4 separate regions of the Mus musculus genome follow, and regions 1, 2 and 4 are each linked to region 3. Evidence: chromatin loops called from intact Hi-C (ENCODE). Cell type or tissue: heart. All regions are shown on one strand. Links, peaks and the distances in the headings refer to the core of each region. The heading gives the core; the rest is flanking DNA.

The links. A loop is a pair of places that touch in the nucleus more often than their neighbours do. Peaks named below come from ENCODE experiments on the same cell type or tissue, not always from the same donor. Only the 100,000 strongest peaks of a DNase experiment are listed, where the experiment ranks them.
Region 1: a loop joins it to region 3, with 2.5 times the contacts of the local background. A loop is called at or near these places in 2 of 42 quality-filtered maps.
Region 2: it touches region 3 in a loop (2.7-fold over the local background); 2 of 42 quality-filtered maps call a loop at or near these places.
Region 4: a loop joins it to region 3, with 3 times the contacts of the local background. A loop is called at or near these places in 3 of 42 quality-filtered maps.

What each region holds. Positions count from the first base shown.
Region 1 is chr10:84,141,300-84,148,693 of GRCm38, forward strand. No RefSeq gene overlaps it. Among named protein-coding and RNA genes, the nearest start is that of Gm40727, 35 kb to the left of the region's middle. In heart, for the core only: no CTCF peak of the experiment used is centred there; a DNase peak (open chromatin) is centred at 2,832.
Region 2 is chr10:83,931,061-83,938,454 of GRCm38, forward strand. Gm33980 (a long non-coding RNA gene) reads right to left here and starts at 2,465. Exons shown (of 3, transcript XR_380635.2): 1 at 2,409-2,465; 2 at 2,191-2,315; 3 at 1,658-1,892. It overlaps Gm34043 (a long non-coding RNA gene), which reads right to left. Exons shown (of 3, transcript XR_380636.3): 3 at 6,676-7,157. In heart, for the core only: a CTCF peak has its summit at 3,571; a DNase peak (open chromatin) is centred at 6,341; H3K27ac peaks cover 373 bases.
Region 3 is chr10:84,057,496-84,064,889 of GRCm38, forward strand. All of the region lies in intron 2 of Gm34184 (predicted gene, 34184), which reads right to left. Among named protein-coding and RNA genes, the nearest start is that of Gm34113, 23 kb to the right of the region's middle. In heart, for the core only: no CTCF peak of the experiment used is centred there; a DNase peak (open chromatin) is centred at 3,346; H3K4me3 peaks cover 532 bases; H3K27ac peaks cover 1,277 bases.
Region 4 is chr10:83,869,081-83,876,474 of GRCm38, forward strand. No RefSeq gene overlaps it. Among named protein-coding and RNA genes, the nearest start is that of Gm33919, 54 kb to the right of the region's middle. In heart, for the core only: no CTCF peak of the experiment used is centred there; a DNase peak (open chromatin) is centred at 2,821; H3K27ac peaks cover 708 bases.

The DNA.
Region 1 (7,394 bases), core at 805-5,804, 84 kb after region 3:
TGGATTAAAGGTATAGCATGACCTCTCTCCCAGAGGAGTTTTAGTATCATAGATGCCACCAACTTTATAATCATCTTCATTTTGGTAATTAAAAAAACATAAAGCAATTAAGGCAATCTAAACAGATATTATCTGATGAGGCAGAGCTTCTCCTCTATCTCCTGTTTTGTTCTCACAAGATTAATTTTTAATAGTGAGACCAAGGTCTAAGTTTCTAATGTCTGAGATAGGTTAGGCTACCTATCCCCTGCTTTTTGACCTATAATTTAAGATCAAAAGCCTCCAATTATTTATCCATCTAAGTACACTGAAATCCTCTCTTCTATGGAGTTTAATATATCTGTGGGTACATATGTCCCTTTTCTCTATATAACTTGAATTAACATAGGCTTCTATTATCTGTCTGAGGCAAGTTTTTTCTACTTACCCCCTGCTCTTTGACATATAATTTAAGGTCAGAAGCCCCCAAATAAATATTTATTCATCTATGTATACTTAAGAACATTTAAATAATTATCATTATACTCCCTTCTATCCTTAAAAATGGTTAAATCAAATTGTATATATCTCTATTCTTTATTTATCTGGTTGTAGGAGGCAGGCAGTTTCTATTTTCTGCCTGTCTCTGCCTTCCTCTGAGCAGCTAGCCTGTCTCTTTGCACAGCAGGGACTCCCAGGGGCTCTCTGAGCCCAAACTCTTTGTACTAGTGAACTATGGGAAGAAATCTCCACTTGGGTCAGTCAAAATCTGTAGCCCGTTAAGAAGCCAATCCTTCCCTTCTCCTGATCTTATATCATGGTATGTGTATATTCCATCTGAGAATCTATAAATAATTTTGAATAGTGGGTTTTTTCCTGCCACATTGCACACTTCTGTAGTGGTATATTGGTTAAACTGCTTTGGCTTCTTGAAGATCATGTGTGTGCTGTACCCACCTAAGAGCTCTCTGGTTTCCCAAATGAGACACACACACACACACACACACACACACACACACACACACACACACACACACACCAACTAATTTTTGTATGCCTTGACTAGCTCAATGGCTGAACATTTCTAATCCTCCCCGTGGCTAGAATAATTCTCTCCTTCAACTTTCCTGTGTCAACTTGCTAAGTCAACATTTCATTCCTGTTACCCCAGACCCAGTGGGGGAGTGCCCACTAGGACCATTTTTTGGGATTCACTCCTACACCTAATCCCTCTGGTTCCCCTCCTAGCACTTCTGCCTCCTCCTCCTCCTCCTCCTCCTCCTCCTCCTCCTCCTCCTCCTCCTCCTCCTCTTCCTCCTCCTCCTCCTCCTCCTCCTCCTTCTTCTTCTTCTTCTTCTCTCTCTCTCTCTCTCTCTCTCTCTCTCTCTCTCTCTCTCTCTCTCTCTCTCTCTCTCTCTCTTGCCCACAAAACCTAAAAGTTCTGCCCCGTCTCTCTGCCAATGGCTGTACAGTAATTCTCTATTACCAATTGAAGCCAGCTGGGGGCAGGGACTCTCAGGTCTACAAGCACAGATTTAAGACAAAGCATTAGAACCAATCCCCAACATCTGAATCCTGTTTCTGATGCCCAGCCCCATTACAAGGCTTGACTTTCATCCAGTGAGATGTGAGTTGACATGATCTCATTTTATTGATGCTTCAAGTGTCAAGCAAAAATGGGAAAGTTAAAATTCCACTAGATAGACAAACTGTTCTCGGATATTCTCAATTCACATATCATAAACATTAGGGGCTTGGAAGGTCATTGGATACTATAAACAGCCCGGTAACACTTGGGCATTGTGTTGCTTAGAGGAAAATGTTCGAGATTCATCACTCAGAGGAAAAGAGGGTTTGAGAAAACAAACATAAAAGTCCCTTTGCAATTTCCATTTTAGAATAGAAAGAATTTGGGGGGGGGGCAGAGCGTGGTCAGTGTTATGGTTTGTAAGCACGTGTCTCCTGGGAGAGGCTGTACTGCCAGACAAACCTGGCGCCTTGGTGGTTTTGACACTGTTCCCCCTCCTGGATTCCTCTCTTCGAAATAGAACATTCCTGCCTCCCCCACCCCATTCTAACCTTCTAGTTTTCCATTCTCAGAGCATCAGTCTCACTTTCTTGTTTTATTGTTCCCTTCTTTCTCCGATTAGATGGACAGTAGCAAGCACCACTTGGATCTCTTGGGTTAGCTCTGGTGTGGAGGAAAAGTGGTTACTTTTGCAGAAGAACCAGATGCTATTTTTGTGCTCTGTGGCTTTGCAGGGAATTTTAGTTTTGCAAGAGGCTGTGTTTTATGTATTATAGCCTTAGATTTCAGCTTGTTGCACTGGATAGCCAAACCCTAGTTTTTAATTTCATCTTGCTTTGGCTAGTAATGATGAGTCTGGAATTGGAAACTAGATTCAGAAGCAACTCTTTCTTTTATTCCTGCAAAAGTTCCCCTTGTTCAGTCTCAAAAAAAAAAAAAAAAGAGCTAAAATTGAAGTAAGAAGAAAGGAGTTGGGAGGAAAGGAATGACCCAATGCCCCAGTCCCACTGATGACTGTGTTATCCATGGGTGGGGTCATCCAGATGTTCACTCCTCCAGATGTGCAGGCTTTCCCTGCTCAAGGCAGACCCACCTGTGCTGTGAAACCCTGATATATTCTGAGGCCAAACAGCTTGCCTTCAAGTCACAATGTAAAACTCAAAGCAATCTTTCCTCAGCTGCTGGGTGTTCTGATTGTGGCTTGGTTGGGTCTGCAGATCATTCAGGCTTTGGGCTCCCAGAGAGAGAAGAGTCCACTTGTCCAAGGAAATGTCTGTAATACACGTTAAGTGGCCTGCGAGGGAGCCTTCTCATTTATTGGCTGAAACATGAAACGGAAAACATGCAGAGAGCACTGGGGCCCCACAGGCTCTGCTCCTTCCCAGGAAATGGGGTGAGGAAAGATGAAGCAAACACGTGATTCCAGGCAGCCCACATGCTTGGGTGTTTCACAATGCAAAAAGCATCTGTCCAGTGGAAGTCCTGGGCATGAGCATTGGAATTTATAGAGACAGATTGACTTCCAGTCTCTTGCCGGGATTCCATTCCCACTGCTACAGGAATAAACTTTTCCATTAAGCAAGAAGAATTTCATCTCCACTCAACTATGCTTATTTAGGCATTGGATGCACACATACTAAATGTCAGTGTCTGTGGTGGGGGCTGAGGCCAAAGATGAATAAGGCAGAGACCCCTGTGTTCAAGGAACTTACTCTGCAATGGGAAGGAGAAGCTAGAAACAACTGGCACAGCCCTATAGACTCTCTGAGAATAGAAAAACATTCTGAAGAACTTGGGAAGCAAAGTGGGGAATGTGGAGCCCTATAAATGGTGTACTGGACATTTTGCTATTTGAGGCTAACAAAGTTCCATTTCCTTTTCCTCTTTATAACATCACTTTACTTTTTACTTTGTCATTCACCTTTCACAAGCAGTTGTCTATATCACTAGCCCAGAAAAGCCCCTGGATTGATTAATGCTCAGTATGGTGTCCCCTGTCACGATGATCAGAGTCATTCAGGGTTTAGGGCATATAATCCAGTCCAAATCTGTGTATTCAGGATGGAGATTGCAGGAGGCTTTGAAGGCAGAAGCTCAGCTGCTTTTTAAAAAGAAGCACTGAGAAAATCAGCTTTCCTTCCAGCTGATGGTTTTCCAGGGATTCTTTGTTCTGTAGGAGAACCTTGTGCTGGGAGGGTGTCACCAGAGGTTGAAAACAGAAAGGAAAGGAGATTTTGTGCTCTGGTTCAGGCATGACAAGCATTGTCTAAAAGCCATTGGGTAACTCAGAAGCTCTTTAGTTGGGTGGGTGACAAGTCCTCTTTATTTTCTCAACTACTATGGTCTTCTCTAATACTTTCTGTGATGGCTATTCCTGGTTGTCAACTTGACTACATCTGGAATGAACTACAATCCAGAAATGGAGGGCACACCTGTGATCCAGATCTTAAGTCTAGAAGGACACAGACTTCTGACCTGGATCTTGACATGGAGTTCTTGAGGCATAGTGGCCATGAAAATTTTAGGCCCAGGCAAGGTAGTACACACCTTTAACCCTAGGATACTGAGGCAAGCTGATCCCTGAGTCAAAGTCAGCTTGGGACAAAGTAAATTCCAGATCCAGGCAACTAGGAGGAGGGTCTTAAAGCCCAAGCCCACAAAGACTCATTTCCTCCAGCAAGGCCTCACCCACTCCAACAAAGTCACACCTCCAAATAGTGCACTCCCTGGGCCAAGTATATTCAAACCACCACACTTGCATTCAAAGATAGAGAGAAGAATTTCCAGGAATAGCAACTCGCAATTGTGCAGCATATTTCCCATGTGCCGATCACTCTGCTACACACTTTCTATAATTCTCATCATAACCTTAGGAAAGAGGGAGTCTCAGTTGTATTTTTACATATTAGAGAATTAAGAGTTTTAGAGGATAGAGGGATAGTTTAGCGGCAAACCACTTGTAAAGCCCTGGGTTCAATCCCCAGAACCACAAAATATAAATGAATAAGATTACATAGGTGGAATAAATTGCCACCAAAGCACAAAGAATATATTTGCATATTGCTAGGGGGGTCCAGTCAAATGGGGACCGAAACTTGCTATTGGATTAAGTGAGGTAATATACATCAGAGATCTTAGAGAAAGCCTTTTGGGTGCATGTAGAGATGAAAGGCTGGATTAAGTTCACTGGGGATGACTAGACATCAAGGAAAAGGAAAATACCCATGCGAGCATTTTGGAAGAAGTTCAGCAAAACTCATCTCTTCAAGCCTAAGTGAAATGTACATGCTACCAAAAGTCAACTGAGGCTGCCTTATAGTTCCAGAGGGTCAGTCCTTTATCATCATAGTAGGGAGCATGGCAGCATGCAGGCAGACGTGGTGCTAGAGTTGCCAAGAGTTCTCTATCTTGATCTAAAGTCAGCCAGAAGGAGGCTGTCTTCCCCAGGAAACCAGAAGGAAGGGCTCTTTTCCACACTGGGTGCAACATGAGCACCAGGAGACCTCAAAGCCCATGTAAACAGTGATACGCTTCCTCCAACAAGGCAACAATTATTCCAACAAGACCACACTTCCTAAAAGTGCCACTTCCCTTGGGCCATGTCTTACACATGCCAGGCAAACACTCCAATCCTGATCCTCATGTCTGCCCTTCACATTTCACTCTTCTGAGGTGTAAAATCAGGAAAGTCTTTAGGGACATAAACCATCTCAGCCCTGTGATCTGTGCAGCCTTCCTCTGCCCTTTGGTGTCTACTTGGGAACTTGTGTGTTGCGACAGTCAGTCTTCTGGGACACGTCAAGCTTGAGCCCTGCTTTGCACCTCAATGTATGATCTTGGGGAAATTCAATGAGATCAATTCCCTAACATCTAACTCTGTAAGGGAATACAATACAGGGCAGGGCTGGAAGTGACAACTTCCCTGAAGAATGTTAGGAAACTCCCTGACTACTCTGGGACACTGTGGGACTAGAGACCAAACTCCACCAAAGACCAAGTGGACTCTTGCCCAGTGACTTATGTTTGTCACGTGAGGAGAATAAAGGGGTGGCCTGAACACACATTGAAACAGCTGTCTCTGGATCCAGGAGTGCAAGGCTAGCCTAGAATTCTCACATCCTGAAGGGTTGCCAAGCTTGTCCAGCAGAGTCCACTAGACCTTGGGTGTGATGTTAAGACCCGAATCCTGTGCCTGCTCCAATTCTACAGTACTGGGAAACATTTTGTTGACTCTGAGATGGTCTCTGTCCTAGAGGGGGAAAACAGTTTCTTCTGTATCTAGCTTCTTTTCAAACAAGTATTGGCATAAGATGTACCCGAGGTACCATAACCACCAGAGTGTACTATCTTGTTGGAATTTTGGACTCTTAAATAAGCCACCAGAATCACTCACTAGATGCTTGAACTGCTTTCCACTTTCCTAAGTAAATGATCATGTACCTGTGTTTTAACATCCCCTGGGGCCCAAGAATTGCATGCCTATCTTGGTCACATATTATGTTATTTTCCTTTCAAGGCCTAAGAATTCCTCAGTAGTTATGAACAAAACTCATCTTCTTGGATCTCTTTGCTTCCTGGTCATAGAATGATTGTATTATCTAGGATTCTCACCTAGTTTCACAGTTTAGACTAAGTGTGGCTAAGCTGGAACACCCTCCTTGTCAAACAAGACATAAGATTATCTCAGGGTCAACGAGGTCGGTTCTGGTCTCACTTCCTTAAAAACAAAACAAAACTGACATTTAAAGAAACTTGAGTTACTTCCTAGATTAATCAAGAGAGTTGCTTTCTTCAGTAGGAAGGACAATGAGGCCAAAACCTGATGAATTGGGAGGACTGCATGTGTTAGGAAGAACCAGTTGACTCCCAAGATCTAACCCTTCTGTTCTGATGGCTATTGTGGAGAAAGCAATTGGAAGCATTGTGAAAAATGAGTCATTTCAAAAGGACAATTCATAAATTACATGAATTGTCATGTATATGTTGTGGTTTTACTTGCATTGTAGAAACCTTCAACACTGGAAAGTTTTGGCCAAGCAGTGTAGTACTGCATGCTGTGTGGATTCTGCAGTCTGCAGTTGAGCTGATTTCATCAGACTCTTCTGGGAAGTATATGAAAATCAGATTCCTGGGTGTCATCTCCTAGTCTCTAAGAGGCCTAGAGCAGTTGTACTCTGGAAAGCTCTGGAAGCTTTTTACACGATGACCCAGAATGAAAACAAGGAATAAGAGTACCAGTTTTATTTCCAGTTATGCCTCCACCCCATTACTCTGTCTCAGATATATTCTAGGCACAGGAGAACCATCTGTAAACACACAACGCACACATCACACACATCACATGCACATCATACATCACACACATCATAGACATCACCCAAATCACACATACATCACACACATCACACACATACATACACACATCATACACATCACACACACATACACATACACACATATCATATCACACACACATACATACACATTACACACACATCACACACAATACATACATGTCACACACACCACACACACATAATGCACATAACACACACATATACCTACACACATCACACAAAATACACACACATAATAGACACATACACACATCAAACATATATAACACACACACATCACACATATACATACATCACACACATACATCACACATACACATCACACACACCACAAATGCCATAAAAGTCAGCCAGATGTTTGGTCTATGGCTGGTCTATGTGATTTAACTTCTTGATGACTTCATTTCCAGAACTATAAAAAGAGGATGGTGACACCTTCATCACAAGGTTGTTGTGATGTTTAAATAAGTATATATGCAAGAAGAGTTTGCCCCAGAGGCTGGGCTACTTGATAAGTAGTATAAAAAAAA
Region 2 (7,394 bases), core at 1,656-6,655, 130 kb before region 3:
GACAGGAGTTTTCCATTCTGAACAGCAAAATGCTTCCATTCTATGGTATCTTCTTAGCACCTACCATGAGCCAGGTTCTGTGCTGCAAAAGTGGCAGCGCCTATTCTTACCTTGGAAAACCTCAGCCATCCTTCAGTTTTATAGGAGTCATATGCCTGAAATGTGAAGAGCTAAAAGTCTGGAGAATGTACACAGAAACTCACAGAGTGCAGAGGAGCAAGCCAGAGGGGCATCCGGCTCACTCAGGCTGATCTGATGAGTGACAGCACGCAACGACATTGGAAAGTGTTCCCCAACCATGACAGTGTTGAGGGAAATGCAGCGCTGAGGTGTTCCTGGTAACCACATCATCTCCACGAGGATCCCACGCTCCTTACTCAGTCATGCCTTCCTCAGTGTCAATCAAAGTCTTGGGCAAGCATTCATTCAACTCTGCCTCTCCCACCTCCAACCAATCTTCCGCACAAGTCTTGATTGATAGACGTTGTGTGGCAGCCAATCCCTTCCTTTCAGTTCCTTGTCAATTCACAAACCTAATGATTGAAGCTTAGTTGGAAACAGTCACACTGCACTCCAGGAGAAGTCTCAGGAACAGGCGGACACAAGATGTGTGTGTTCACATAGCCACTCATTCTGCTGTGTGCCCAGAGCTATATGTGCTGCCTGTCCTGGGTGCCTTCTGTTCTTTTAAGACTTTTACATCAATGCCTGGGAAGAGCTGCAAATACTCCAGAGACCAGCCCCTCCCTTGTGCCAAATACTTGGCAGGCTTTTGCCAAGCTGACCTAATAAGACCCTGGCCTGAGACAAGGGGACAATGGGGAGTCCCACATTATTTATGACAGTCTCTCTTTGTACTGTGCATGACCTCTGTATGCTGCTTCTAAGGTGGAGCTGATCTGCCAAGAAGTCAGGAAGTCATGTGGGTATGTGACAGTAGATGGGGGTTAAGTGCTGCGTGTGAGGAGACATCAGGGTGAGCGAGACAGGTGCAGCTCTTGAGGCGACTTGGAGTGGTAAATATGACTAAGCCCCAGGAGATGGACATCCTGTGGTTTGCTCTCTCATGGAGAGGTTTGTCTCTGAACAAGGGCAGAGATGATATTAAAAACACTGGCTGTGCGTTCTGCTCCCTGAGTTTGCCAAGGGCACAAGCAGATCTTTCCCTTCACTCCTGATTCTGAACTGAGACCAGAGGGCAAGGCACATGGCCTGTCATCTGTGTGACTGGAGCACGGGACTTACAGCAAGAGTCTGAGATGGCTATGCTCTTGACCTCCCACGGGACCGTAGACCGATCCACGGGATCCCCCAGCCTGAGGGGAGCCTGAAACTTGACAAACCTCTCACTTTTAAGGATGAAGACAAGAGACTGAGGTCCAACTCTTGGCCTCATTGAACCCTTACTACTAGCCATGTACCTTGCTCTGGCTGTCCAGGGAGTAGTGACATGTGGGGCAAGAGGCCAGATGTGCAGAACTCCCATCATGGCAAAGATCAGCATCACTGGGGGAAACAAACATATTTTTGTCCAAGTCAACTACAGTCCAGGTGGGGAATGACTGTTCCATCAGTCAGAGATGAGCCACTGGCAGGACAGCTCTGCTGCTCCATGAAGCTTCTCTTTCTATACAGCATTGGCAAGCCCTTAGGGCTGTGGTGGGGAAGATGGGAGTGGTGCCCTCAGAAGGCTCCAAAGGAAGCAAATTGCTCATCTTCAAGGAGGTTCTCTTCAAGGCTGCGAAACTGTTCCATTTTCCGCTTGTACACAGCTGTGTTATCTTGAACAGGTCTTAAGAGGTTCCTGTCCAGCAGACATATGTAAGTGGTGAAGGGGCTCTGCCTCAGCTGGAGGTTGGAGGGATGCTGACATCTTGAAAGGCTTGTTGCTTCTAGAGAATTCCATTCAGAACAGGAATGAAGATACAAATGAAGATAAAGCCTTAACTCAACCCTTTCTCCCCTCCTTCATCCCTTCCTTCTCCCTCTGCCTTTCTCTTTCTGGCCTTCTCTCTCTGCTCCCATTCACCCTCCTCTCATCTCCTTCCTCCTCCTCCACCCTCCTCCTCCACCCTCCTCCTCCACTCCACTCCCCCTTCTTCTAGAACAATGTCCCCACCAAGACTTCTTGAGAAAACAACTCGGTCAGAAGTCGCTCTGCATTAGTAACCCAGCCCAGTTCTGACATACCCACATCTCATGGGCAGCTACCTCCATATATCTATCACTTGCGGCCACCACAAGACTTCCTGTCCATTCTACTGTCAGAGGCCTTAGTTGACAGCCCTTCTTGGTTAGGGCCCTTGACAATTGCCCTGGAAAGGAAAACAGCCCCTACTTAGTAGAAACAATGTGACATTTAGAGCCTGGCTGGTCTGGGCTCAGCTCCCGGATCTGCCACTCCATACCTGCCTGCCTCTTGGAGTTTGAGCTTCCTCATTTGTGATATAAACAACTTGAGGATGACAAACAGCGCCCTTCTTGGGAATTGCTTTGAAACGAAGTGATGTCATGCCCACGCATGCAGCTTAACTACAAGACTCAACGAAGGATGGAGACAGGGAGGCTGAAAGCGGCAGAAGATTCTACCTGTAGCTTGATTTTCTGTGCCCTTTTGATCTGATAAACAGCAGGGCTTCTCCAAGACTCTGAAATTACGGAAACCACAAGGCACCTGTTACATGTGAGGAAGCTCTGACATAGCATTCCCTAGGGTCACCTTTGCCCCAGCCCGCCTCCCTGTCTTCCTGGTGCTGGCTGTGTATTAAGGAACACTTAACACCTCACAATGCCCTACTAGACTGGCCCTGTTGTGCAATGAATTGCTTACGTGTTCAGGCTGTGTCTATGTGCCCATAGAATATATGCTATGGACATGAGTCTGCAGGACTCAAGAACCTGGCTAGCTCCCGGTTCTTAAGATCTCTGTCATGGATTCTCCCTGTAATTATTCTCCCTGTAATTCTCCCTCATTTTAGACTTGGCAGCTTGCAATGAGCTTAAATCAGGACAGTTGGGGAATTTTGCATGGAGCTCCGTGTGCCATCTTACCGTGTCCCAAGTCTGCATCTCTGTGGGTACCACTCAAGGTTGCTGGATGACAGCAGCAGATTTAACAAGAAAAAGCATTCAAAGGGTGATGGCAGAGTTCTGAAAATTGGAGAACGTGTCCAGGACCTACATCTCCCAGGCAGTCAGGTCACAGCTATGGTCCCTCTGCAGAAAGTGTTCCATTTCCATAACTGCTGTCAGGGTACCAAACGTTGTTGCCATTTAACACAGAGCTTTGATTTTTTTCCATGCAGTTGCATGGCCTGCTTAGGAGTCATAGCCAGAGCTGAAGCACCCTGCTAACTCTTCTTAGGTCAGACAGGAGGGAGAGCCCTCTTCGATTTCATAGTTCACATAGTAAGGAATCCTCCCAAAGAAGGCAGGTGTTCAAAAGGTTAAAGTGTGAACGAATGCCATCCATGTGACATCAACTTTAAATGTTGGTAGATGACTAATATCCAGAAGACACCAAAGTGGCAGGAGCTGTATACTGGAGGTTGGAGTAGATTAACTCCCAAGTTGGCCTGTAGGGGGACTAAGGGACACAGAATCCATGGGATATTTCTATCAGAGTCCCTCCTGCTCAGTCATTAGTCACAGAACATTAGGTATCCGAAATGGATGCTTGCCAAGGTTTAGCACGTCCTTCATGTCAAGGCTAAGAGCATTCTGGGAAAGGGGACAAAGGCCATGGGAATGTCAGGCTGAGACAGGGCAGGGGGTGACAGGGAAGCTTACAGGAGCACTCCCTGGGGGCTGAGTTCATTGGCATTCTAAGGAGTAGAGAGAACACCCTACACCAAAGGATGTCATGAACTCTCCTCTCTGAAAGGTACCTCCAAGGGACCAGACGATGAGAGAACAGCGTGGACCTTCCCAAGCCTCCAGCCTGCAAATGGGCTGAGTACCTATGTGATCAATGTCCTCATATTCAGTGGGGCCACCAGCCTGCTGGGCAGCCTGTGATAAGTTCTTTACTCTCGGTGAAGTGAATCTCAGTTTCCACAGAAGGGATGATTACAGCACACACTTGAATGGATGGAGTACACATCTGAAGAACTGTGACTGGTGATGGACTTCGATCTAGCTCTTTCCGCCTGTCCGACGGGCAGCCCCTGGCAGGTATGGGGCATGGTGGAGATGGACTCTGATTGGATATTTAAGAAGATGCATTTGTTGCCATATGGGAGGCCAGGCATGGATGGAATAGACAAGGGGCTACCACACTAGTCCTCCTGGCATTGAGTGATCAGGGAAGAAGCGAGGTAAATAGCAGGTAATGAGGGGGCACTTCTAAACTGTTATGAAGATTATTGTTAGCTGTGAAGTGGTGGCATTCTTTAGTTCTAACACTTGGGAGGCAGAGGCAGGGGGATCTCTATGAGTTCAAGGTCAGCTCGTCTACATATTGAGTTGTAGAACAGTCATGGCTACACAGAAAAACCCTGTTTTTGACAACCCTGAAAACCAAAGCCAAACCAAGCCAAGCCAAACCAAACCAAACCAAACCAAACCAAACCAAACCAAACCAAACCAAACCAAACCAAACCAACAAAAAAAAAAAATCAGTGTTAAGTAGGAACTTGATAAATGGCAGCTAATATGTGAATGAGGCAGAAAGGACAAGGAAAGAATGAGTTCTCCTAGGTATAGTGGAGGAGAAAGTTTGTTATAGACATGTGGGAAAGCATAGCTAGAGGCCGGGCCATCTGGGAGAGTTCAGACATGACCCTGAGCCATGGGAGGAGATAGAAGGACAGGGGGCATGGTGAGGGTGGGGGCGGAGATAGGGAAGGGAGGTAGGAAGAGAGGGGAACCAGGTACAGCAGCCAAGAGGGCAGAGGTACAAAATGAGCAGGTAACTAAAGTGTTTGGATTCTACAGGGAAGAGCCTCTGGGGGAAGGACAGGATGTAAACAGGAAGGGACTGAAGGATGCTGGGAAAATCTGGTGGTCAGGTCTACTTGATTTGTTAAATAGGCTCCTCAGCCATTTGTCCCAGAGTCTGAGACATAGCATAATTACTCCTTCAAGCCTTAGAATGACTAACTTTAGAAATGTTTGTAATATGGAAAATGAAAACATTTATTATTATTATTATTATTATTAATGTGTGTAACAAACCATTACACAGTGCCTTTCAGATGAGACACTGGACTAGGCAATGTGTCCGTCAGAGTCCCTTAGAGAGACAGAACCGATGGAGGCTGAGTACAGAGACTGACTCCTGGCGACTATAGAGGCTGTGTCCTGTGATTGACATGGATAAGGTCGAGACCCAGGTGAGCCAGAAGCACTATTTCGGTCTGAGGCTGAGAGCCAGAGGAACAGGAAAGCCAGTTGAATAGATTCTAGCTGGATTTCATGTCTGGAGGCAGAAGAAGGCTGTTCTAGCTGGGGGGGGGGTGAAGAGAAAGAGGGGGGGGGGAGAGAGAGAGAGAGAGAGAGAGAGAGAGAGAGAGAGAGAGAGAGAGAGAGAGAGAGAGAGAGAGAGAGAGAGCTTTCCTGGGTTTTTGATCCGTTAGAGCTTGAGTCCACTGTCATTGGAAAGTGTGGCTTGCTTTTCTCCCTACGTCAGACATGAACTGCTCCAGGGTCTCCATAACACACAGCCAAAGTGATGCTGCACCACATCTCTGGTCACCCTGTGACCTAGCCAAGCAGACACATGCAGTTGGCTACCGTGGGACTCTGCCTCCAGTAGATTGTCTCATGCTTCCGACTCTGTTTACCCCTGTGGTAGAGAAAAGAAAACTCAGAGATCTCACATAACTAGTGGATGGTTGGGCTTGGTTTCAACCTATGAGTGAATAGGGGAAAAAAAAAGATGACTCTCAGGTCTAGTTATGGAGCAAATCAGCAGGGCCTGGCTGCGAATCTTTTGCCCTGGGGGTTGAACAGCTTATATGAGGAATTCAGAGATCTTCCAGTGCCCCAGGGCCAGGAAGACACATCCATTTTCACTGGCGTTCTGTACACATGCTGACTGTGGCTGGAAATCTCTGGGACAACTCTTTGTGATTCTCTGGGGTACCCTCTAGTTTCACCTCTAATCAAAACTTACCAATGAAGCAAACAAGCAAAAAAAAAAAAATCAAAAAATTAAAAATTGCCTGACTGTCAACCTGCCAAGAGTCCAATTAGTCAAAACCAGACTTTACCCTCCCAAGGCAGGCTGTGTGCACGCTGGAGGAAGCCTGATAAGAAAGCACAGCCTCGCATGACTTTTAGCTGGCAGCGGGAAAGGAGCCCGGGAACAGTAGCAGGCGGGTTCCAATTCCCTGAGCCTTTCCCACTGGTCATCGTCAGTTCCTCCTCTGAGTGCTCTGCTCTTCCTGACCCACCCATTCATGTAATTACCTTGGGGACTTGGCTGAAAAGTTATCTCCAGCCAGACGCCTTTCCCACCCAGCATCAGCCTGTCAGATCGGAGGCACTAGATGGTGCGTTCATTTCCCACGCATTCAGTGCGGGCCTCGTGGCTCACACAGGTGAGTTGTGTGTGATTGCCACCCTCCAGTGCTTAGCATGTGCTTCAGTAATGGGAACAGTAATGATCCTGCCAACCAATTTGGACACTGAGAACCTCCGGCCTCCAACTCAAACATATAACTGAAAAGCTGAAAATGTTTTTGTTTAATTTCAATTGAAATAGCCACATGGGGCTGATGGTGAGCACAGTTATAAAACAAACAGGAGATGGTAAAGGAGAGATCATAACAGAGTCTTTGGGGCTGCAGTCAAAGTCTGTGTGCGGTTGGATGAGGTGCCCAAAGCAGACCAATCCACTCCTATGCTGGGCACTATCACAGTTGTTGAGGGGAAACAGAAACTCAGCTGGGTTGAAATTCTAGCATCTCCCACTTGCTAATACCAGGATTTACAAATGGGAAGTGTGAGGCTGAGGTAGGGCAGAGGAGAGTGGAGGTGGACTGGAGGCAAGTTCAAGATCTGACCAGTGTCTCATTAGCATGCATGTCAAGGTTCACACATCTCTCTCAATCAGGTTCTCCTTGCTAAGGGCTGAATTCCAGGCGCACTTCCTGTGTGGGGCGTCCTCTTGTCTTGTTCACTGATGTACGCACTTGAGAAGGGAATCAATTTTTCTAAAAACAAAAAACAAAAAACAAAAAAAACCATTTGATTATATTGCCCCTTATCGAAAATTGACTAAGACATGGAAAATGATACAGAGGAAACCACACATCCACGAATAACTTCTTCGTACAGTTCCTTTTATAACCTTTGTATTCTTGGACTTAACAGTTGGTGTCTGAATCTCACAAATTTCTCTTCAGGGTTACATATTGCCATTTGTCTATCCAATGTTGGTTCTTTCCTTG
Region 3 (7,394 bases), core at 734-5,733:
TGGAGCACATACCGTTGGCTAAACTTAGTTTCATGACTTATGCCATGTGTCCAGCCGAAAGTGTGGGGTTTCTATTATAAGGAAGAGGAAAGAAATGGATGTGAGGGAATAGCACACTCTCTCTGCCAGATCAACCCTTCAAAATATAAGGCAATTCTAATCTACGTTGCTTAAAACTGTGTTATTTCTCCCATGCAGAATAAAAGCCAAGGCCATTGGAGCATCCTCCAAGACACCGAGGGTCTGGTTTCTTCTCCCCCTCTGTACTGGCTAATTTTGTATCAACTTGACAAAGCTGGAGTTATCACAGAGAAAGGAGCTTCAGTTGAGGAAATGCCTCCATGAGATCCAGCTGTAAGGCATTTTCTCAATTAGTGATCAAGGGGGAAAGGCCCCTTGTGGGTGGGATCTTCTCTGGGCTGGTAATCTTAGTTCTACAAGAGAGCAGGCTGAGCAAGCCAGGGGAAGCAAGCCAGTAAAGAACATCCCTCCATGGCCTCTGCATCAGCTCCTGCTTTCTGACCTGCTTGAGTTCCAGTCCTGACTTCCTTTGGTGATGAACAGCAGTATGGAAGTGTAAGCCGAATAAATCCTTTCCTCCCCAACTTGTTTCTTGGTCATGATGTTTGTGCAGGAATAGAAACCCTGACTAAGACACCCTCTAACCTCATTTCTTTAAAAAAAAAAAAAAAAAAAAAAAAACTTTATTGGATATTGTCTTTACTTACATTTCAAATGTTATCCCCTTTCCCTGTTTTCCCCCCAGAAATCCCCTATCCCATTCCCCCTCCTCCTTCGGAGTCTATGAGGGTGTATCCCCACCCAACCACCCACTCCCACCTCCCTACCCTGGCATCCCCCTACACTGGAGCATTGAGTCTTCACAGAACTAAGGCCCTCTTTTCCCATTGATACCCAACAAGGCCATCCTCTGCTACATATACGGCTGGAGCCATGGGTCCCTCCATGTGTATTCTTTGGTTGGTGTTTAAGTTCCTGGAAGCTCCGGGGGATGTAGTTGGTTGATATTGCTGTTCTTCCTATTAGGTTGCAAACCCCTTCAGCTTCTTCAGTCCTTTCTCCAACTCCTCCATTGGGGACTCATGCTCAGTCACATGGTTGGCTGTGAGCATCTGCCTCTGTACCTGTCAGGCTCTGGCAGAGCCTCTCAGGAGACAGCCATATCAGGCTCCTGTCAGCATGAATTTCTTAGCATCCACAATCTGTCTGGGTTTGGTGACTATCTATGGGATGGATCCCCAAGTGGGTCAGTCTCTGGATAGCCCTTCCTTCAGTTTCTGCTTCACACTTTGTCTGCGTATTTCTTCCCTTGAGTATGTTGTTTCCCCTTCTAAGGAAGACTGAATCACCCACACTTTAGCCTTCCTTCTTAAGCTTCATGTGGTCTGTGAATTGTATTTTGGTTTCTGTGCTTTTGGGCTAATATCCACGTACCAGTGAGTGCATGCCATGTATGTTCTCTTGTGACTGGGTTACCTCACTCAGGAGTCTAGTTCCATACATTTGCCTAAGAATTTCATGAAGTCATTGTTTTTAATATCTGAATAGTACTCCATTGTGTAAATGTACCACATTTTCTGTATCCATTCCTCTACTGAGGGACATCTGGGTTCTTTCCAGCTTCTGGCTATTTTAAACAAGGCTGCTATGAACATAGTGGAGCATGTGTCCTTGTTATATGTTGGATCATCTTTTGGGTATATTCTAGGAGTGGTATAGCTGGGTTCTCAGGTAACACTGTGTCCAATTTTCTGAGGAACCACCAGACTGACTTCCAGAGTAGATGACCCAGCTTACAGTCCAACCAGCAATTTCTCACCTTCTTTTCTGGATTATTCTGAGTCTCTTGCCTTCCTCAGGCTATGCCTCCAGGTGTCTTAAACTCAGCCCTCAGCCCATTATAGCTAACGGGTGAACTACTACTTTAGCAGGGACAATCCTACAGAAACCGTGGTCACCTCCCTTGGGACCCTGCACCCCTTACCTAGATGCCCTTTTGTTGGCTGCTGTCATACCCTACTCTGCTGGGGATACTCTTGGTTAACATTTGCCTTTTACTATCAGGCATTCGATGACTTTTGGGACTTCATCTGCTGTCTCCTGTTTAAAGCTGTGGGACATTCAAACATTGTCAAAGACCTTGTGCATGCTCCTAGAGGTCAATGACAGGCTGAGTAAGTTCTAACTCTGTCTCTATTCCAACACAGGGGAGAGAAGGCACCAGATATCAAGGCTAAAAGGGCTTCATCCAGGGGAAGAGGTGACTGGGTTTGCTGAGCTTCTAATCAGTGCCCGTCTGTTAGAGGAAGACTAGAGCAAGTGCTGCCAGCCATGACTGCGGGGAACAGTGGGAAACAATTTTCAGTCACTTTCCCCCAAAGCTTCAGGACTATTTATTCTCAATTCTTTCTTCTCTGCCTTTAGTTTTGAACAAGTGTGGCTTGGGGGCACATATCCCTGAATCCATCACTTTGATGGTTTATTGCACATTAAGTAGCATAGAATTGAAGTCTGGGGCTAGGTCAGGCCCATTTTGGGTCCTCTTTTCTTCCTTTGTACCCTCACAGTGGGAGGGGGACCTGCCTAGCTGTGCTTGGCCAAGTTAAAATGAGGAGACCAGATGGTCAGAAAGAAAGGAATTTGGGTCCAGGTTCAGAAAAGGGAAAGCTCTGTGTGTGTGTGTGTGTGTGTGTGTGTGTGTGTTTATGTGTGTATGTGTATTTGTGTGTGTGTGTGTGTGCGTGTGCGCGTGTGCGTGTGCGTGTGCGTGTGTGTGTGTGTGTGTTGTAGGGTGAGGCAAGACTTCTGCATGGCTTTTGAGCAGAGATCAGACCATTCAGTCCTGAGGTGCATTTCTGAATGGCAGCAATCCCCTGCAGGGGTGTGCAGGGCGAGTGCATCCTTCTGTTTTAATCCCCCAGGACTTGGTGCCAAACCTCAAAATCATTTTTTTCTGTGCTGGGGTTTTAATTATATGTGGCTTTTAGTTTTGAGAACCAGAGCACACTGATTTATGTTAAACGACAAGGGGAAAAAAATCAGGGAGGTGAAGCAGTGGCTTTGGGCATTGGCTTTCAGCAGGAAATGTTAGGAAGAAAGAAAACAAGTTGTAAGGTCTGGGGAAGTAAGTTTCAATTGGAAGACAATTCTGGAGGAGACCCCCCACTCCCTCCACAAAAAGGCTGGGGCTACAGAATTTAGCCTGTTAGGCACGGAGTTGAAAGGAGCTGTCCCTGCCTCTTTGGCACTGTTGGAGAGTCAGCAGACAGGAAGGGGGCAGGAAGTCAGACAGCACTAGGTGGCAGGGATCCAGGCAGGAAGCAGGCTGGGTGTGAACAAGTGTCTTCATGGCAGGGACAGATGGGGACGGAGCCTTCAGAGCAAAGCTGACGAGAAATGAACAACTGGGACTCTTTTGTCTTCCTCTAAGCCTTGCCTCATGGCTGGGGCTGGTGGCGTTATCTCTATGCATGGCCTCTGTTCGTCGGACTCATGGTTTCAATGTGACCTCCCTGGCACAAGCACAAGACACTGCAGGGAGAAGCAGAGTGACAGCCAGCCAGGCTGGCTGGATGTTTTCAGATTTATTCTGACTCTCTCTAGCATGGCAGGGTCCCCCAGTCCCAATGGGGCACACATGTCACTGAGACAATACACATTGTCACATCAGCTGTCCTCAGCTGAGTTTGCTTACAGCTAGCTCTGTGCTGTAGGTGTGCAATGAGGTCTGCTTACCGCCACAAGCAGAAGAGGACGGGAGTCTGGGAGGCTGGATGACTGGTGGCTCAAATCCCTCAGCTAGTGATTTATAAAACTGACATTGCAGTGGGCAAAGCACTTTGGGACACACATGCAATGAATAGCGTTAAAATCCCCAGCTCTTACATAAACGTTGGGTGAGCATGGAAGCCTACCTATATCCCAATACTGGGGGGAGGTCAGGACAGAGAAATCTCAGGGACAAACTGCTAGATAGTCTAGCAGAATTGGTAGATAGGAGACCTTGCTTCAGTAAGTAGTGAGGAAAGATAGAGGGAGACAGTGATATTAATTTCTGAACTCCACACATATGCACTTATGCACATCCATACGCATGTGTCCACACACCCATGAACACATGTATATATCACACATACACAAGCAAAATGATGATGATGATGATGATGGCAACCACCAGCAACAAGACTGAGCCTGAAGCTTGTCTCTCTGTCCACATATTACCTTCGCAGCATGGTGTTTATGCAAGTTTGTTATCTTTCCTAAGTGAATGAGAACTTTGTTGATGCCCTTGGGGAGGGACTGGAGAACCATCGCTATAGGACCCTCCTTCTCCCTCGTATGTCTGAGCTAAAAAGGGGACAGGACAAATACATAGATTGTATCTCTATGTATATCCCCTCTAGTATGCTTACCTGAGTATTTAGACTCATGCGCACATCCTTGGAGTGTTGTTGGAGGCTTCTGGAAGCACATCTCTTTGGATTTTAAAAGACTTTAAAAACTGACTCATTGGCTTGGCTGTGGAAGCTATTCTGCATCAGAGAAACTACATACAGATTTGGGCCAAAGGATACATTTGGCTGGAGAGAAGGGATTTGGTATAAGATTTGAACAGTTGTTGTCAGCAGAGAAATTAAACAGCCTAGGGAAACCTCCTAACGATGATTTTTTTCTGCTTAGATAATATTACTTTTCAGGCGCCTTCTAGCTGGAATCTAGATCCAGAGAGCTGTCTGGAAAAATTTACCCCGACATCCTTTGGCTTCCTTAGCACCGTGCATGTTGGATTGTGAATAGCTGGGCTTTTGGAAGTTAGGAAAAGCCTCTGAATATGGATGACCCCATACAAATTAAGGATTCTGGGTAGTTAATCTTGGCATCAACTTGATAGAATTTAGAGTCGCCATGGAAACAAATCTCTGGGCCTAGGTATACTAGAGGTTTTCTAGATTAGGTTAATGCAAGTAAGGGGACTACCCTAAATGTGGGTGGTACCATACCGTGGGAGAAAGAAGCTGAATGCAAGCAGTCTTTGCTTTTTGACTGGACACAATGTGACCAAGCAGCCACCTCCTGTTCTTGTTGCTGTGTCTCCCTGACAGGATGGACTGTGTCCCAGGAACTGTAACCCAGAACAAACCCTTCTTTCCTACATTAAGACTCTTGTCAAACTCAGAAATCTGCCTGCCTCTGCCTCCCGAGTGCTGGGATTAAAGGCGTGCGCCACCGTGCCCAACTAGTCAAGTATTTTTGTTATAGCGATGAGACATATAACTAATACCGATGCTGAGGAAGCAGAGGAAAGACGCACAGGCCCCTGAGATGAGGTCCCCTTGGGACCTTGGGCTTCCTTATCTTTTGTTCTAGATGTAGACAAATGCTTTATGGAGACCTCGGGATCAGAAGAGAGCATCCTAATTTCTCTTTGGGAAGCCACCTTCTCCAGTGTCTACAGATTTGGCCTGAGCCATTGCTAGGTTCTCAGCCACTCCTTCATGTAGTTGGTCCTTATTGGACTACCCAGCACAAATCATGTGAGCTAATATAAGAGGTCTGCTCTGTGCTAAGTACTCATTCTATTTATTCTCTTCCCTTAGAGAAATCGCAGCTAATCTCAAGTATAGCAGCTTCTGTCTGCCCTCCAGCCCACCAAGTGGACAAAAACCCATTTCTTGAGCTGTGGTTTTCAAAAACACGCACATGTGACACCAGGAGGCAGGAACAATGGCAGAGACAGACTATAGGGTAGGGATCTATTTTCAGGCTGAGTGAAGGAGAAAAGTGAGTGTAGGGAGAAAAGCTGTATGTTCAAGACTTTTTCTAGCTAAACACAAAATTTCTATTGCCGTTTTTTTTTTATCCTTACGATAAAAGCAGGCTTAGAAACCTATATCCTTGATGTCATGTTCAGAGAACATTTACAACTTTAAAACATAGTATATATGTTCAGTCTGGGAAGGCTTGGAAACCTATCCAGGCTTTGCCTTTACAAGTTGGCTTCTGTACCTTTGGTGTGGAGTTCATGTCCTTTGACAATGGCAGAGCATGCTGCAAAACAGGCCAGCTAGTTTTCCAGTAGAGAAAGAAAAGGTAGCCAGCAGGGAAGGCGAATCACATAGCTTTGAGGTTGTATATCTGCCAACCAGACCTAACCAGAAATATAAGTGCCTTTGCCAAGGCTGGAAGCAAGAAGGGTCACAGGTCACTTGTGGCCATTCAGAAGGGACCAAGTTCATGGTCCACCTATGACTTTATTTTGGGTTTTTGGATGGCTGGTCATCGTCTCTGCTTTGCACGTGCTGGACATGATTGGTGTCCTTCAGAATGCTAGAAGATCCAAAGCAGAAGGATAAATACTGGAATCTTTAGTGAGAACAATGTTTAAGAGAATCAGATTTTAAGGCCCGGAAGGATTCTGCTTCTTTCTGCCTCCTCTTTCAGCCCCCAGGGAAGGCTGCTGTGTTCTACATTCCCACGGCTGACACCTTTGGCCTTACTCTGCAGACCCAGGAGCCTGCTCCTGTTTTCTCAAAGCCACAGGTGACTGAATCTATCATAATGATTTTGTAATTTTATCCACATTGTGGGTTGTATTAGTCAGGAGGGGACAATCAGGGGAGTAGAGCTGGAAGGAAATCATGGGGATTAGCTATTCCACAAACATGGAAGAAAGTAGGAATCGGAAGGAATGGGAAGTGAGTGGAAATAGGAATAAGGAGTTACTACCCAGCCCTTCTAAAACAAGGACATTCATTTATTCATTGAGTCTTTGTGATGGACAACAATAGGGAGGGATACTAGGTCATCCAGGGATCTACAGAAAGGTGATTACTCAGGTAGCTACTGGTCTCTAAGTCCATGGATGAAATTCTGGCTGTTCACCAGGTTAGCACTCAAGAAAAAGACCAGACAAATAGCAAGGAAGAGCAAACTCTAATTCATCGGGGATATTTGTTCAGCACTGCATGTAATTGTGATGGTGACCTGCTGAGAGGGATGGGCTTGTCTTGACTTCTGCCTCTGAAATCTTGAACAGGTTCCGCTTTGGTCCAGCTCTGAAGTGGAGCTAGGCTGTTGAAGAGGGAAGGAGACAGGAGCCTGTGAATGTTTAGAGCACTGTTGAGTGGATAGTCAAGTGTTCCAGGTTAATATCCTTTATTAATTTCGGCATATCCTTTCTTCTTATAATTAAAACTAAAAAAATAGCGTGTGTGTGTGTGTGTGTGTGTGTGTGTGTGTGTGTGTGTGTGTGTGTCTGTGACACACATGTTTACAGGTACCCCTGGAGGCCAAAAGAGGGCGCCAATCTGCTGGATGTGGAGTTTGGAGGCATTGTCAGATGCCTCATGTAAGCCCTGGAAATTGAATTGCGG
Region 4 (7,394 bases), core at 891-5,890, 190 kb before region 3:
CCACCACTGCCTGGCAGTAGTGATTCTTAAAATGGAATCTGCATACAGGTCTTCTAGGTTCTTAAAGATTCTGACATAGTAGATCCAGCAAAAGTCGCCATTTCTGATCTCTCTTCTCAGTGAGTGGCAGTAATATAGCTTTTCAAATATCTCCTGATCTTCCTCCTCCCTTTATTTTGAGATGGGGAACGATTAAGCCCAGGAGAGCCCAGAACTCACTGTGTAGTTAGGATGACCTTGGACTTTGGATCCTTTTGCCTCTACCTCCTGAGTGCTGGGATTGCAGGCATGTACCACCACAGCTGTTTTGTGTAGCACTGGTGGTCAAACCCAGGACTTTGTGCATGCTAGGCAAACCCCTTAGCCAGTGGACTACACCCCATTCCCATTGTGAGCTTCTTGTTGTGTTGGGATTTATTTAAATATGATCATCCTCTACGTTTCCTTGTCTTCCTCCAGATGGGGTGCAGCACAGCCAAGTAGTTTCTACATATTTAGCTGTTCCATTCTGCCTCCCTATGGTTATATCTAACCTGCACATGCGACAGCTTCCTCCTGGCTTAATCCTGTACATGGTTACCAGCTCCATACCTATTGTGCACATCAGTTCCACTGGTTGAGGTTTCAGAGAAAATCCAGGGGTTCATACTGTTTAGGGGAGCCTCTTCCTTAGTACCATACTTTGATCTGCATCCCTAAACCTCCTAGATGGAAGGAGTCTTTCTTTCCTCCAGAGTCACCTCTCAGCCATTATTTTAAAACTCTTCAAGGTATCTCACCCCATCCTGGAAGTCACTGGGTACTTAGAGATAAGTGATTGACTAAGCAGGCACTTAACTTCCAGCATCCTGCACTGTTCCACCTTCCTGAGTTTCAGCCAGAAGAGTAAACTCTTAGTACATGCATGGGGCACTGGTGTTCCATTTAGAGAAAGTTGCCCCTCCTATTTGGCTGACAAAGTGTTAGCCAGAGGAGGACCTGAGAGCCAAGGGGTGTCCTTCTGTCACTTAGAACTCTGGGCATGACACTGTCTGCATGACACTGTGCAAGGGCCCAGGGATAGTAGCCAGAAGGCAGTAGCTGGAGACTGTAGGAACATGAAGATGAAAAACAGGAGGGTTGAGCTGGAGTCCGAGCAACGGGTGGTGTACCACGGGTGTGTCAAGGTGCGATCTGTGCAGTGCAGAACAGAGGAAGGGTGACTGGCTAGCTGCCTTCCAAACCTGGCTCCTCATCTTCCTAAGTACACTTCCTTCATCTAAGACATATTCTGATAAAGCTGGGCTCGAGGCACTTACCTGTAACAGTAGCCCTTGGGGGATAGAAGCAGAAAGAGCAGGAGTCTGAGGCCAAATAGCAACAGCCTGAGGGTTGCCAAATTCTCTACTCTAAGGGAAGGAGAATTGGTGGCATCCTTTGGCAACTCTGTACCACCCTTTCTCTCTCCTCCTCCTCGTACTGCAGCTGCCTTTCCAAGTGTACAAGCTTATGTGCATACCCTCCTGCTCGGTAGGCCCCAGATCACAGGGAATAGAACATAGCCTGGTCCTGTCTCGCCTACGAGACAGTGGGTTCCCTGCATACCAGAGCTGGCTGAGACCTTAATGGAAAGTTTCTCCAGTCTTTTGTAACCACAGAAACAGAGGCCCAGAGATGGGAGTGAAGAGACTTGAATCATGTCTCAGGGACAGAGTCTAGAGCAGAGCCCAAACCTCTTGATTTCAACCCACCTTTCCTCCTCCATCTTCCCTCTCTCTTCCTTCCCTTCCCCCTCTTCCCTACCCCTCTCCATTACTCTCCTCCTCTTCCCTTCACCAGTTTCATTATTGTTCTCACACGTGGTTAGTTGGGCTGTCAGGAGATCAGCTGATACAATGAAGAGAAATACTGAATGTGGCAGGTAGCATACAGTTAACGCCCATAAATGAAAATATTACAGGGTCCCAGAAGGGCAGGGGAAACAGTGGGCTCACAGCTTCCCACGTGTCTCCCTCAGAATGCAAAGCTGTGTAAGGTCAGTGTGGATGGAAACCTTGGCTACATTTCTTGACTTAAAAGAAGCAGCAATGTACAGACTTTGGGTCTGGCCAATCTTGATGGATGCTGTTTTGGTTTTATTTTTGTTTGTTTTGTATGTGTGTTGTTTAGTTTTGTTTTTAATCGCAAAGGTCTTTATAATAAAGCATATGTGTGTGTGTGTGTGTGTGTGTATACACATATAGTAGGAGGACTGGAAAGATGTCCCGGTCAGTAGAGTACTTGCCATGTAAACATGAGGACCTGAGTTTGATCCTTAGAACCCACAGAAGAAGAGGAGGAGAAGGAGGAGGGAGAAGGGAGAGGGAGAGGAGAGGGGGAAGGGGAGAGAAGGGAAGGGGAAAGAAGACGAAGAAGAAAAAGAAGAAGGAGGAGGAGGAAGAGGAGGAGGAGAAAGTAGGCAGGAAAGAGGAGAAGAAAGAAAAGTTGAGAGCAGTGGCACCCTTGTAATCTAAGTACTAGGAAGGCAGAGGCAAATGTATCCCTGAAGCTTACTGGACAGCCTAGTCTATTTGACAAGTTCCAGGCCAGTGGGTACCCTGCCTCAGAATAAAACTAGGTAGGTGGTACACACACACACACACACACACACACACACACACACACACACACAGAATTCTTGAGCACGATGTCTTTTGCAGATTCCTCCTGCTAGCTCTAGCAGTGCTGGAACTGGGAGGGGATGTTTTGAAGGCATTAGTGGAGTCCACTGCTGGTCACATGGAGTCCAGGGGTGGTGCTTCTCTGGCAGCATCAGAGGCCCAACCCTGTGGTGTGAATGCAGTCCTCCCACACATCAGGCTCCTTGACAGCTTCCTGCCATTATTCTGGCCCGTGTGAGGAGCACACACTCGAACTCAACTCCCTTAGGAGTTCTGGGCATTTCAGACCTTGGGAATCAGCTGTTTAGCTGTGTTTATTGGAGAGCCTTTGTTTTCTTCTTTGAAGACAGGAAGCTCATTAGTAACAAGCTAGAACAATCAACCTTTAACCTAGGCTTGAACATGTCCCCTGAGAAGTGGGGATTTTTTTTTAAAGGAGGGCATTGTCAGGACATAGCCAATTCAGTTGTCAAGCTGCCCAATCAGGACCTAGGCAAGCCACATTCCTGAGATTTTGAGGTTCCCCAGAGGTATCTACTTTTCCTCTGTGATCTCTCTCACAGCTAGAAACATCAGGAAAAGCTGGGACAAAATACACTGTGGTAATTAGTAACAATGACCCTGGAGTCCAGTGACTGGCTCCGTGCTTTAGTCCAGCCACTTACTAATTGTGGCCTTGGGTAAGTTATTTAACCCCAGAGTCTTCATCTTTAAAACAGGGCTACATAGTAAAAATATCCTTCATTACACAATGGGGGGGAGCATATATGATCTCTCCTTATAGTACTCATTGAAGAGTTCATTAATGCCTTGACTCACGCCATTGCTGTGTGAAGAGATGCATAAACGAACAAGTCTGTGTCCTTTTTTTTTTTTTTTTGAGGCAGTAACTACTCAGTACAAAATGTACACATTATTCTAAGATTTATAAAACACACACACCAGGCTTTGGGAGCATGCTGAGGAGGAAGGGTGTGGATACAGTACTAGTAGTAGTCATGGTACTGACAGTACATGTGTACTAAGGATTCTATTACAGTAGTGGTGATAGTGGCAATGGCGATCATGTGATGGCGGCCATGTGATGGTGGTCATGGTTGCAGTAGCAGTAGACACTGTTGTGTATGTGGTGATGCTGTGACAATGATGGTGACGATTTGTTTAAAGATGGAAATAACGATGGCGCTGTTGCTGGTAGTAGTTAGGGTTTTAATCAAGGTGTCAATCATTAGAATGGTGGTCACAATGGTGTTCATGCTTTGAGTAGTAGAGATGTCTACTTTCTACTCTGTGATGGCAGAGAGTGGAATGACAGCAGTGACTTGTAATGAGGAAGATGAGTAGATCTTGGAAATGCTGAGTAGAGGTAGTGTTGACTTGCCATGAGAATATTGGCGGTAATTGTTGGTATCAAGAACTAGCTTGCTGATGGTGACTACGTAGCTGTGGCAGTGCTAGTGCAGGGTCTCTGTGATGCTGGTGACTATGTAGCTGTGGCAGTGCTAGTGCAGGGTCTCTGTGATGCTGGTGACTATGTAGCTGTGGCAGTGCTAGTGCAGGGTCTCTGGGATGCTGGTGACTATGTGGCTGTGGTAGTGCTGGTGCAAGATCTCTGGGATGCTGGTGACTATGTGGCTGTGGTAGTGCTAGTGCAGGGTCTCTGGGATGCTGGTGACTATGTAGCTGTGGTAGTGCTAGTGCAGGGTCTCTGAGATGCTGGTGACTATGTAGCTGTGGTAGTGCTAGTGCAGGGTCTCTGGGATGCTGGTGACTATGTGGCTGTGGTAGTGCTGGTGCAGGATCTCTGGGATGCTGGTGACTATGTGGCTGTGGTAGTGCTGGTGCAGGGTCTCTGGGATGCTGGTGACTATGTGGCTGTGGTAGTGCTGGTGCAGGATCTCTGGGATGCTGGTGACTATGTGGCTGTGGTAGTGCTGGTTCAGGAGTTCTGTGATGGTTACTGACCATCATCAACTTGACCTGACTTGGAATCACGTAGGACATAAACTTGTCCGTGTGTCTCTTGAAGGGGTTTCCGGAGGAGTTTGTCCTACATGGAGAGAAATACCCTGGATGTGAAAAGTATCATCCCGTGGACAGTGGCCCCAGGCTAAATACAATTTAAAAAGTCAAAATTAAAAACTGACCAGAAACCCAGCACACATCTCACTGTTTCCTGACTGCAGCTACTGTGACCAGCTGCCTTGTGTCCTCATGTCCCAGTCCCCAGTGCACCACCTCCCACCACACAGTCAACCTGACTGGATTGAGCATGATATGGGAGATTGGGGCTACACTCCTGGACATACCTGTAAGAGTTTCAGAAAGAATTAATTGAAGGGGAAAGACAAATCTAGAATGGGGGTGGCATCATCCCACGGGCTGGGAGCTTGGATAGACTCTAGGAAAAAAGAAAAAGAAAGAAAGAAAAAAAGAAAGAGAGCTCGTGTTAGTATTCAGCTCCTCAGAGATGTGATCAAGGAGTTCTTGCTCCTTCTACCCTGGGCTTAGCCACACTGCTTCCATATCCCTCACCACAGTGGACTGGATTCTCAGATTATGAGCCTGAATCAACTCTTCCTCTCTTAAGTTGCTCCTCATCAGGTATTTGTTCATAACAATGAGAAAAATGACTAATACACCACAGGACCTATCTCCGAGTTTTCTTCCTCTAAATGGGGTGCACACAGCACTCACCCAGTACGCCCTACTCATGTTGGGGTCCATGACAACAGTCATAGCTCCAATCACAGCTGGCACTAGGGAAACAGAGACGAGTTTTCCAACATTTTGAAGCAGAGTGCCAAGAAATTCTGTGAGGCTGAAAGTTATGTTTGAAGTTTTAATTACTGTGTGTAAGAGAGCTATAAAACCAAAGTGGCTGTAACCTGTGAGCCCCACTTGCTCATGGACAGATAACTTCCCGGAATGCTGGGGCTATAGTTCGTGTAAGAGAAAAAGCTCTATGTCTACACTTCAGTTAATAAGGTTTGTTGTCCCAACTGCACAGGGTGTGCTTGATCACACATAGGTGGGAGGTGTGTAGACAGGAAGTACGTCAGGATCTATGCTAAGCTCTGATTGGATGAAGGTGGGGAAGTATGTAACCTATTGGATTTCATCTTTATAAGCTCTGTCTAATGTAATTTGACACCATTCTCTGGGAATCCCAGGTATGAACCTGGCTAGTCTTTAATAAAGCTTACTTCAAATTTGGCTCAAAAATTGTGGTAGTGGTCTTATTCTTGGCCCATGGGATTAACAATCCCCAGGAATAAATTTTTATCTCTGCTCAAGTCAAGGGCTGTATGGGCAGAAGCAGAAAAGACAGATTTTTCTAAATGTTAATACAAGCCATAGATATGGCTTCTAGGCCATTTTTCTTCCTTTCTTTTTTGTTCCTGTCTCTTCCCTATCTATCTATCTATCTATCTATCTATCTATCTATCTATCTATCTATCTATCTATCTATCTATCTACCTACCTACCTACCTATCTATCTATCTATCTATCTATCTATCTATCTATCTATCTATCTATCTATCTATCTATCTCCCTATCATCTATCTAAGCATAAAGTCTGCAGTGAGAGCTTGTCTGTAACTTATTATTTCAGTGCTGGTACTTTGACTTGGGGCCTTTTGCATACCACACAAGCTCTGTATCCCTGAGCTATTTTGTTTGTTTGTTTTACAGGTCTCACATAGCTCAAGCTGGCCTTAAACATCCCATGTAGCAGAAGGTGACCTCGAACTCTTGATCCTTCTGCCTCTACTTCTTCATAGCTGAGATTAAAAGCCTGCACCACTATGTTTTGCTTTGGGGGTGTCTCAGACACATGTTTTAATGGGAAAGAAAGGATGTTAAGGAAACAGGAGCTGAAACCTGTTTTGGAAAACAATAAACAGTCAGCTCTCTGCAGAAAACACAGCGGGTATTTTACTTGGATTTTAGAGGGACCTGAGGTGTTAGAAGAATGGCAATCTCCCTCTCCCTCCCCCTCTCCCTCTCCCTCTCCCTCTCCCTCCCTCTCTCTCTCTCTCTCTCTCTCTCTCTCTCTCTCTCTCTCTCTCACACACACACACACACACACACACACACACACACACACACACACACACACACTTTTCTTCCTTCCTTTTTAAAAGAAATCTGTTAGGTTAAGAGGATTTCTCCAAGTCAGATACAGATCAATGGCTAGTTTATCCCTGGGAACATCTGGGTACTACCTTATCTTGCGCCTGATGGGGTTTCTCCTATGAGGAGATGAGGGACGACACTTTCAACATTCTGTTTGGCAAAGGGCACTTTCCTGAAGCTTCTATGGGGTAGGGTAAGGGCATGGCGACTGGGCCCTTTGTCCCTGGAAGTATCATTATTAACTAGCACAGTGCAAGCAGATAGCAATTCTTAACTGTCCTGCTCACTGGATTCCAGCATCCACTTCTTTTTTGGTTTATTACACTTTGTGCCTAAGACATTTTGAAAAAGCACTGTTCAAAAAGGTAGAGAAAGAGGGAAGAGATGTGTGCACAGACAGGGTATTCAGTGTGGTAGTTTTTTCATCTCATTACAATGAATTGCAAGAGAAAGGGTTTATTTATCCTAACTCACGAGGGAGTGGTGGGAGACAGAATGAGAGCTGAGAACCCAGGGTGCCAGCGCAATACTTTCTCTGACCAGCTCAGTGTTGTCTTCCACTCTCTTCTCCCTGCCTGTGAAAACCCTCCCTCTTATTTAGGAACAGCAGTAGTT